Linked DNA regions of Mus musculus: regions 2, 3 and 4 are each linked to region 1. A link is a loop called in an ENCODE intact Hi-C map of the cell type or tissue named here. Cell type or tissue: gastrocnemius. All regions are shown on one strand.

What was found. A loop is a pair of places that touch in the nucleus more often than their neighbours do. Peaks named below come from ENCODE experiments on the same cell type or tissue, not always from the same donor. Only the 100,000 strongest peaks of a DNase experiment are listed, where the experiment ranks them.
Region 2: a loop joins it to region 1, with 3 times the contacts of the local background. A loop is called at or near these places in 4 of 42 quality-filtered maps.
Region 3: a loop joins it to region 1, with 2.3 times the contacts of the local background. A loop is called at or near these places in 6 of 42 quality-filtered maps.
Region 4: it touches region 1 in a loop (2.4-fold over the local background); 6 of 42 quality-filtered maps call a loop at or near these places.

Annotation. Positions count from the first base shown.
Region 1 is chr13:49,448,392-49,450,891 of GRCm38, forward strand. It overlaps Ippk (inositol 1,3,4,5,6-pentakisphosphate 2-kinase), which reads left to right. Exons shown (of 13, transcript NM_199056.4): 10 at 846-996; 11 at 1,590-1,692. Among named protein-coding and RNA genes, the nearest start is that of Ippk, 28 kb to the left of the region's middle. In gastrocnemius, no CTCF peak of the experiment used is centred here; a DNase peak (open chromatin) is centred at 1,248; H3K27ac peaks cover 1,647 bases.
Region 2 is chr13:49,558,236-49,560,735 of GRCm38, forward strand. The region is part of intron 5 of Cenpp (centromere protein P); the gene reads right to left. Aspn (asporin) reads left to right here. Exons shown (of 8, transcript NM_025711.3): 5 at 556-666. Among named protein-coding and RNA genes, the nearest start is that of Aspn, 15 kb to the left of the region's middle. In gastrocnemius, a CTCF peak has its summit at 1,118 (motif pointing right); a DNase peak (open chromatin) is centred at 1,145.
Region 3 is chr13:49,513,833-49,516,332 of GRCm38, forward strand. The region is part of intron 5 of Cenpp (centromere protein P); the gene reads right to left. It overlaps Ecm2 (extracellular matrix protein 2, female organ and adipocyte specific), which reads left to right. Exons shown (of 10, transcript NM_001012324.3): 2 at 962-1,267. The coding sequence starts at 991. Among named protein-coding and RNA genes, the nearest start is that of Ecm2, 10 kb to the left of the region's middle. In gastrocnemius, no CTCF peak of the experiment used is centred here; no DNase peak of the experiment used is centred here; H3K4me3 peaks cover 174 bases; H3K27ac peaks cover 1,640 bases.
Region 4 is chr13:49,521,334-49,523,833 of GRCm38, forward strand. All of the region lies in intron 5 of Cenpp (centromere protein P), which reads right to left. It overlaps Ecm2 (extracellular matrix protein 2, female organ and adipocyte specific), which reads left to right. Exons shown (of 10, transcript NM_001012324.3): 5 at 1,443-1,558. Among named protein-coding and RNA genes, the nearest start is that of Ecm2, 18 kb to the left of the region's middle. In gastrocnemius, no CTCF peak of the experiment used is centred here; no DNase peak of the experiment used is centred here.

The DNA.
Region 1 (2,500 bases):
GGGCTAATATCCACTTATCAGTGAGTACATATTGTGAGAGTTCCTTTGTGATTGGGTTACCTCACTCGTCTCCTGCTATCTTGACCCAGGGCATGTTATGTGGCTGCGAATGTCTAGCTGGAGTGCTGCTTGAGTATACATTGTTCCCTCTCCCGTTTTTGCCTTTAGTGGATTCTGAGAGATGGTCAGGGATGTCAGGCTCGGTTGAGAAGGCACTGTACACATCATTGTGAGTGCATGAGTGAAGGATGGAGCTTTGCTTCTTCATCTGTCCCAGAGGGGACGGATGGGACCTTGCCAAGGTCCTAACCACAGTCCATGGCTCTGTATGTTTAGCTTTTCCTGTGGCAGCCAGATCTTGCCCCTGTGTGGACTTAATGTTTTTTGACTCTGGAAACCCCAATTGGTCTATGAGGGTTTGAGAATGTCTGAATGGTTTTCTTGTAGTTCTGACCTTTATCTCATGTAGGATTACCGTTAATTTTAAATATAAAGTGACTTCTAGGGCATGTGATGGAGTTAAAGGGTATTCTGAGTTGGTGTTTGGACAGACCAGGGCCAAAGGGAGAGACGCTGTCTCTATCTTTTGTGTGTGTGTGTGTGTGTGTGTGTGTGTGTGTGTGTGTGTGTGTGTAGAGCCACTGGGTCCTGAGGGTGGTCTGAGGTCAGTCAGCCTTGCTCCTTTGTGAGGTGTGCAAATCTGCCTCAGTGCTAGGCTGGAGCCTGTAGGCCTCGTCGTGCTGCCCAGAGTGAGCTCTGCTGTCTGTGCAGGCCTGGGTCTCCCTCCACAGTCTTCAAGAGTTGATAATAAACCTGCTCTCGTTCTCCCCTGATGTTCTTGGTAGGAAAAAACACCTCAGAGCACTCGGGGTTACCGAAGGGCTGTCTTCTGTACAAAACCCTCCAGGTGCAGATGTTGGACCAGCTGGACATCGAAGGCCTCTACCCTCTGTACAAACGGGTTGAGCAATACCTGGAGGAGTTTCCTGAGGAGAGGTGAGGCTGGCACCAGAGGAAGCTATGAGGCTAGGCTAGGCTGGGATCAAGGTTGCCTGACTCCAGAACAAAACAGCTCCTAGAACCTGGCTCTAGGAGGTGCCTACAACCAGCTCTGTCCAGGAAGTCCCTTGTTTGGGTGTGCCAGGGTCTCTGAGATTCATGGTCACTAAGACACTAGAAATAAAGCATGTATGAATGCAACCATTCTGATATCCTATGTCAGGGCCTGGCCTGTAGAGGGCAGTGTTGTCCCACAGGCTGCTTCTGGAACACTGACATAGTGTAGCTCCTTAGCCGTCTCTGCCACGCTTAGGGCCTGCACTATCTCACGGGCAGGGTTCTTTTTGTACATCATTGGCCTTTTCTTGGTGAACAGCTTAAGCTGAGCCGCAGCCTCCTGCAGCCCTGGGTTTTGTGGAAGATCTTGATGTTGCAGAATCAGGCTTAATGAGAGAAAGCAGTAGATCTTTTCGGTGCCTTTCAAACAATGTGATTGTTGGGCTACGTTGTGTGATACAGAACATATTTGTGACTGAAAGTACTTAGAGCTTTGTCACCCTGCTGATTTGGTTTTGGTGCTTTTTCTTCAGGAAAACATTACAGATAGATGGGCCTTATGATGAAGTATTTTACCAGAAACTGCTTGATCTGTCCACTGAGGATGATGGGACAGTGGCCTTTGCATTAACAAAGGTGAGTAGACCCATTGAGAAGCCCCATGTCTTCCTGAGAGTTTCCCTACTCTCCCCTTCACAGCAGTGGCAGCCCAGAACTTAGATCTAAAGCAGAGAAGGCTGCACTGTTTCTTGGGGGGGGGGGGGGGGGGGCAGGTGACCATAATACAGGGCCCACGTGGAATTTCTCTTGGTCCTAACAGGCCAGACGCAGGCCTTGGTGCTTGGTGGCCCTGGGCCTCATCTTTTAGATCCTGTTGACTGTCTTCCTTGGCTGAAATAATTCCATTGGGAACATAAAAAAAAGTTCTGGTGCCTAGGAAGTGGCTCTGAGATGGGCTGCTGGGTAGTCAGGTTTTCATGTCAGATGTACCTAGAGAAATGAGGACCTGTGCTCGCCCTAGAACTGTACAAAGACGTTCACAGTGCTCTGTTGCTGAGGTAAGAACTATTGTAACCCCCGTGTTGTCAGCATGTGACTGTACTAGGTTAGAAATCACATTTGCAACTCCACCGCATTTGTTGCATGGATAGATCAGGGGAGTACTTCTGACCAACAGAACAGTTCTCAAAGGGTCCAGTGATGACTGTGTGTGCAGAGCACTCTTTGAAAATGACATGGATTGCTTGTTCCTAGGGTTTGGGAAGGGGAGATACTTGTGGAAGTTCAGAGTCTCCGTGGTAATGGCAAGCCATTATATGTGGACGTGGAGGATGTAACAGGACATGTCAGAGTCATGCTCATTTCCCATCATGATGCTACTGTGTAGTTTTGAGATGTTGCTGGGAACTGGACACAAAGCCTGAGAACGTGTTAGAATGTGGAG
Region 2 (2,500 bases), 110 kb after region 1:
ACAAAAACAAAACAACAACAACAACCACCAAACCCAACCAAACCCATCTTAACAAACAAACCAATCTAAGATAGTTATGTGTAATTACTTTATGTCAACTTAAAACACCATGAAAAAAATCGGGGAGCACCTCAGGAATGACATCCAAGAGTAACCTCTGGCCTCCATGAATGCGTGCACACGCACCCAAACTGTTTGAGAGGTAACAAAATGGCAAACACAAATACCCTTAATTATGTAAAAAGTTCTTTCCCCCTGCTGCATTATTATTATAAATGGACAAACCATCATGCTTATGGTACAGTGGAAAGTAATGTCATCAACTCAGTTGGTTCAAAAGAAAGAAACAAAAAATAAAGACTTGCTATATATTCCAGTTTACAAAATTAAAAGCAGTGTTTTCCTGAGGTCTACAGAAAGAAGATACACACAAGTAGGTATAATGAGTGGAAATATGAATACTGAAGAGCACACTTCTCCAATATTCTTCAGAGGTATCCTCTGTGGTGAGTTTCCATAACTGATTTGTGCTAAATCATGTCATTTCTTTCACAGAAATGAGTGCAAACCCTCTTGAGAACAACGGGATAGAACCAGGGGCATTTGAAGGGGTGACAGTATTCCATATCAGGATCGCTGAAGCAAAACTAACCTCAATTCCAAAAGGTTTGTATTTATTTTACTCAAAATATGGTGTTTTAAAAAACATCTTTTCCCTGTCTTGAAAAACAAACAAAAGGACAATCTTTCAATAAGTAAACATTGTTATATATTATCTGACATTAATTCCTCAGATGTAAAATACTACAGTCTACACTGTCAGAACTATCTACAGTCAGAGGTCCCAGGGCCAGCGTATCTGACCAGTATGACATTTAATACTTTTCCCCATACAGAGAGGAATACATAGTGATCTTTTTGACATTAAACCATAATCTTTTTTTCCCAGTAAGAACAAACACTAAAAAGCAATGATATTTCTATTTTTCTTCTTTTTTTTTCTGACATTTATTCTTCTAAACCTCTATAGAGGTGGAAAATTCTGTAAACAGCAGAGTAGGTTGAATGGGGAAAGAACCTTATCACTAGCTGTGCTGCTATGGCTGAGGGGGACAGAGACTGTGAGGCCAGATGGGGGCAGCACTGGCTTTGGCACGAAGAATTTGTCAGTCTCAAAGAGCTGAGACATCTTCCCAGGGGTATAGTGAAGATTAGCATGCTAATACAGTGAAAGGCTTGAAGACTCTGTGGCACACAGTACATATCAACAACCTTACTAAAAGGAGCCCAGAACCTTCCGTCCTGATTCATAGGACTGAAGCAGGAACTCAAAGAAAAAATGTTCCTTCACTGTGCTAGATTGTCTTACTTCTGAACTTGTTACCTGATGTTTTCTGTGTTGATGACTATCTGGATCAGAAATAACCCACATCAATACCATTTGTTTCAATATCAGTATCTACCAATAAAAACAACAACCTATCCCTTTCTACTACTCTGATTCAAAGTAAACAAAACAAAGAGTACAGGATAGGGAATATGATATTTTAAATACAAATGAATTTATATGGAACTGGAAAGATGGCTCAGCAGCGCTCAGAGCACTGGCTGTTCTTTCCGAGAACCCAGGTTTAATTCTTAGCTGCCCACAAGACTGATCACAACCCCATTCTGACTTCCCCAGATAGAAATACATGCAGCAAAACCTATAGATATAAAATTAAATTATCAAGGGAATTGTACTGGCTGGTTTTGTTTGTCAACTTGACACAAGCTGGTGTTATCACAGAGAAAGGAGGCTCCCTTGAGGAAATGCTTCCATGAGATCCAGTTATAAGGCATTTTTTTCAATTAGTGATCAAGGGCGGGAGGGCACTGTGGGTGGTGCTATACCTGGGCTGGTAGTCCTGGGTTCTATAGGAGAGCAAGCTGAGTAAGCCAGGGGAACCAATCCAATAAGCAGCATCCCTCTATGGCCTCTGCATAAGTTCCTGCCTCCAGGTTCCTTGTTTGGTCATGTTTGGTGGTTGTCTCTTGGAGGCCTGCTCTTTCCTGAGAAGAAATGGAGAGGGAGTGGGTCTGGGGGTGAGAGGAGGTGAGTGGGGAGTGGAGAGAAGGGAAACTTTGGTCAGAATGTATTCTGTAAGAGAAGAATCTATTTCAAGAGAGAGAGAGAGAAAGAGAAAGAGAGAGAGAGAGAGAGAGAGAGAGAGAGAGAGAGAGAGAGAAAGAGAGAGAGAATGTAAAATCCTAAGTGAGGATCCATGGCTTCAGAATGGCGATTATAACTGTATAGAAATTCACTGAAATATGTAAAGTTTGGAACCAACTGTTTATTTGAATGATCACCATTATCTAGTTATGTGATGTTTCTATTTGCATGTTCATTGCAATTAAATAATTTTATTTAATATTAAAAAATTAAAGTATCTTTTCACTTTTTTGAAAGATAAAGTAAAAATGGGGAGATCTCAGGAAAGAACTAGTTTAATTCATATCT
Region 3 (2,500 bases), 65 kb after region 1:
TATGTAACTGCAGTAATAGAGGTGGGGACCTAAGGCTCCCTGACACCCAATGGCTAGACAGTCTGGCCTAATTGTTAAGCCTGAGGTCAATGAAAGACCTTGTAGCGAAGAAAGTGAACTGCATTTCTGAGGAGGACATTGAGGTGGTCCTCTGATGCCCATGTGCCTGTATGCATACTCCTCCTCATGGAAAGCTTCACTTTCCTTAAAAACAAGAAAAGTTCAGGGCTAGAGAAATGGCTCAGTGGGTAAAGAGCTTACGGCAAAATCAAGACAATTTCGATTTCACAGCTGTAACTGTGGTGCTGGGTGGGGCTGGGGTGGAGACAGGCAGATCTCTAGATGCTGGCAAGCCAGGAAGGTCAACCAGTGAGCTCTCGGTTCAGAGTGAGGAAGTCACCTGGTGTTGACCTCTTGCTTTGATATGCACAGGTACACAAGCAAGTGTCCTGTTTCATAGCTACTTTTATGAACGATAACCATGCATTGCTCCCCAGCAAAGAAAATAAGTGATGAAAGTGTCAGAAGAGGTGTGGGTGATACCCATAGAACACCCTAGGAGACAGAGACTGATCAAACTCTAGTACTTGGGGGTCCAGGGGGTTTGTTGCTGTGGACATTGCCATTTCCTGTAATTTTCTTTTTACTGGAACACAGTCACAGTCACCCAACATCTATGGATGATTCCAGACTACATAGTAAAACTAAATAGCTAAGACAGAAAAATAATCTATAAAGGGTTAGGTATTTACTATTTGACCCTTTATAGAAAAACCTTGCTCACGCCTGGTCTAGAGAGACAGATATTCCAAACTTTGACTCAGCAATAAACTGCAGGATCCAGACCACACATCACACTGCTGTTGCTCCTCAAAGACTTTCGCAGCCTCCCAAAGACAACAAAGTCAACTTCTGGAACTAAGAATGGAGTTACTAATAACTTTAAATTTTTTCCTTTTAGAAGTTCTTGGTGGAAAAAAAAAATCAAGCATGAAGCTAGCAGTGTTGTTTTGTTTCATTCTGCTTATTGTTCTTCAAACTGATTGTGAACGAGGTACTAGGAGGCAAAGGAGAAGGATGCATCAGAGAAGACTCAGGAAAAGCTCTTCATTCCACCTCAGAGCCAACAGGCAGCTTGAAGTTCAGCAAACCACTGCTGCTCCAGATGCTAGACTACCCACTGCCAACTCTGATTACAGTGTGGAAGAAAACATAGAATCGCTTCTAAGTAATCTTGGAGTAGAATCAAGTTACAGTGTTTTACCAGGTAAGAGAATGTGTGAGGGAGAAAATGTCTCCATGAGCTAAACTATATAGGAAAAACAGAATAAAGTTTTATGCTACCTTCTGATATATAAACACAAAATTAAAAAGAATTGTAAAAAGTATTCAAGGAACATACTTATACAAAATTATTGGAAAAGGTCAAGTGATCATATTCACAACACAAACAATGTACATGTCAATCAGTAAAACGCCTTTCACTTATTAAGACATTGTCTAGAGTGGAAGCAATCAAATAACTTTGACCCAGGGGTATTTAATCGTTTGTTTGCTTTTTGCTTTTTTGAGCCAGGTTTCTCTGTATAGCCCTGGCTGTCCTGAAACTTGCTCTGTAGACCAGGCTGGTCTTAAACTCAAGAGATCCACCTGCCTCTGCCTTCCGAGTGCTGGGATTAAAGGCGTGTGCCACCACCCCATGCCTGGCTTCTATTTAAATATTTTCAAGATAAAGCTTTGTTAAGTAAAAATGGAATGAAACCACTAAATTTATTTTACACAGAATACTGACTTTTTAAAGGATGAAAAGACTGGAAATTCTGCCACAGTTCTCAAGTAATTATTTTTTGAAACTAGTATTTAATGATTAGTGATTTTCTAAGTTTGGAAGAAAAAATGCAAACATAATATAGGTATGTTACCATTAAAGAAAACCTTGACATATAGAATAAAATATCACTATATCCTTATTTCATAACTCTTATTCTTTCATGAAGTTAACAGAAATAACAAAATTATATGAAAAAAGGGGAAATTAGGCTATATTTGCTAAAAACCTAAAGGACATGTGTCCAGTAAGCGCTAAGGAATAATAAAGACAATTAACTGAAAGTTACTTAAACTATAAAAGGAAATGAAAAGCCCCCAAACTAACATGCATAATATGATTTCACCTTCTTAATATTTTAACATTCATTTAAATTTTTATTACTTGTGTGTACATATTTGTATGTGTGGGTGCCACATGCCAAAGCACACATGTAAAGGTCAAACAATGCCCTAAGAAGTCAATTTTCTCCTTCCACAGTTTGTGCCATTCTTGTTGGCACAAACATAACTTTTTATGAAATGGACTATTTTATTTATTAAAAAAAATACTTAGGGACTGGAGAGATGGCTCAGTGGTTAAGAGCCCTTGATGTTTTTCTATAAAAACAAGGTTCAGTCCCTAGCACCCATGAAGTAGTTAACAACAATGTATAACTCTAGTTTTAGAGGA
Region 4 (2,500 bases), 73 kb after region 1:
TCAGATAAAAAAATATTTCCATTATTTCCACAAATTCCTCGTATCTTCATGTCCTTCAGTTGCTGGCCACCATGAAACTGACCTGTTTTCCTTGTTTATTAATTTGATTTCTGAGTTTTACTAAATTGAATCACACAGTAAGTAGCCTTGCAGTTAGACTTATAATGCTTTAAAAATCACTAGTCTGTTCCTTTGTTTCTTAGCAGTGCCCTATTGTATAAATCAGCCAGAGAATGATTTGTTTGTTTTTTTTTTGTTTAGTTTATGGCAATTTTGTCTATAACTGCTAAAACATACACATACAGATGTTTGTGGTGGCCTATACCTTCATTTCTCATTACACATATTTTTAAGAAACTATCCAACACTTTTTAAGTTGGCTGTTCCATTGTCACAAGAAGCTATTCTACAACCTCAGCAGAGGGTATCAGCAGTTGCTTTCTTTCCTTTAGCCATTCCAACGAGAATGTGGTATCCAGACCTTTTGCCTATATTTCTATCAGGCTACTGGGGGATGCTCTGAGTATTAGCATCTCATTTGTGTGAGTGCCTGGCTTATAGATACCATGGCAGGGATTCCCTTAGGATGCAGAGGTGAGAAGGTCTGGATGGGCCCAAGACATATGTGCAGGAATGGAAGTTTGCAATGGGATGCTATTGGTGTCATGGTCTTCTTGACAATAGCTTTTCATGTAAAATCACTGAAAGAACCTGCATACCTGAAAAGCCTTCTCCCGTGGGCCTATGTGGCAGGCACCCTCTGCCTTACAGAAACTCAGTGAAAGACTGAAGTCAAAGGAATAACCATAAAGGGTTATGCAGTCATTGTCTTACAAGAAGATGTTTAAAACCATTGATGACTGTACTTAGACAAATGTTAAGACACAAGTACATAAAATAGAAAGATGTAGGATCCTTTAGCTTGAAGACAGAAAGGTATACTATCAGATATGGTGGGGTATATGAGATAGGATTTCCCTAAGCTTATACAGAGAGGAAACATGCTCACAGACACTGAGGAATTTTCACTGATTTCTTGGATATATAGAGCATCACATTTCTAAGTCCATAGACATGGCAATGGAAAAATATAAAGGAAGCAGTCAGTTTCTGTCTCGCCTCACAGAAACACATCTTTGTTGTGAATGCACAATGCTACTATCCCTTCCCAAGAGACAGCTGGTTAGTTGTAGCAGCATTATCTGAATCATGAGGTCCTGACCCAGACACACTTTTGTCTGTCCCATTCCAATCTTGTTATTTTTTTCCAAGTGTGCATTTGTTTATATATTTTCTGTCCTTGTTTTGGATATTGCTCTACTTTCCAATATAAAGCTTTCTCTTACCATTCATGTATACAGAGACATGCACACACATATGAGTATATATGTACATGTCTATATATATGTGTATGTGTCTAATACAACTACTGTACATCCTAGGGAATTCGATCATCTCCATTCCGGATGAAGCATTTAATGGATTACCAAATTTGGAAAGACTTGATCTGAGCAGAAATAATATCACTTCTTCGGGCATAGGTCCAAAAGCATTCAAGGTACATACTTCCATTAGTATGTAGCAATATGACTCCTATTGGTTGTGGTTGGAGGTGGGGAAGGAAAAAAAAATGAGCAGAAAGGCTTTTATTGCTAATCTTCTTCTACATGAAGTTTCTTCTCTGATGTCCTTAGGTTATGGCAGCTTCTCTCTCGATTAGCTTTGTTGCTTTACATATGTTAACCTTATGAGATGACAGTAACAGTAAGATCAGACATAACTAATGTTTTGAATCTAAGGACTAGCTTCTTTTTAGTAGGGCAAGATTCACTGAAACCTGGTCTCTCAGCATGTAAAGAACTGTCCAGTAAGTAATAAGGGTGAGTTTATCTAGAGCCTCTATTAAAATGGTTAGGCCAGTAAAATGAAGCTTTCTTACTTTTGCACAGTGGACTGAATATGGTGGAAAATATTTTGGCAGGGAAAGTTAAAAAAAAAAAAGCATTCACGTGTATGAAAACCAGCACTAGATAGACGAGGAAACAGAGTGGAAGAGAAAGGACAGCAAATATTCAAAGGTAACCTTTGAAGAAAACAGATTTGACTGAACAATTCTTTTGCAAAACGAGAAAATACTGAAAGCTCAAGGAATTTCAGGTGAAAAAATAGAGAGGCAAAGTTGGTGTGCATAAAAGAGAACACTTATTTTATATGTGTAAAGTTTTAAGTAAAGCACACTGTTTGTCATTAGGTTAAATTTTCACCTATTGAATAATGGCCACGGCCCTTCATCTGCCCTGGAAACAAATGACTGGCCACTTTCCTAGTTCTCTGGGAGTCTAGACAGGCAGATGAGGGGACTCCCCAGTACCTGCTTCATATTCTCTTTCCCTCTGATCAAATAACAGTTGGCATAGAGGGTCATAGATTTATCCTATAATTGAGTAAGAGAAATGTCATAGATTATCTGCTTCTTGGTTTGGGGCTCTTTGTCCTGGTG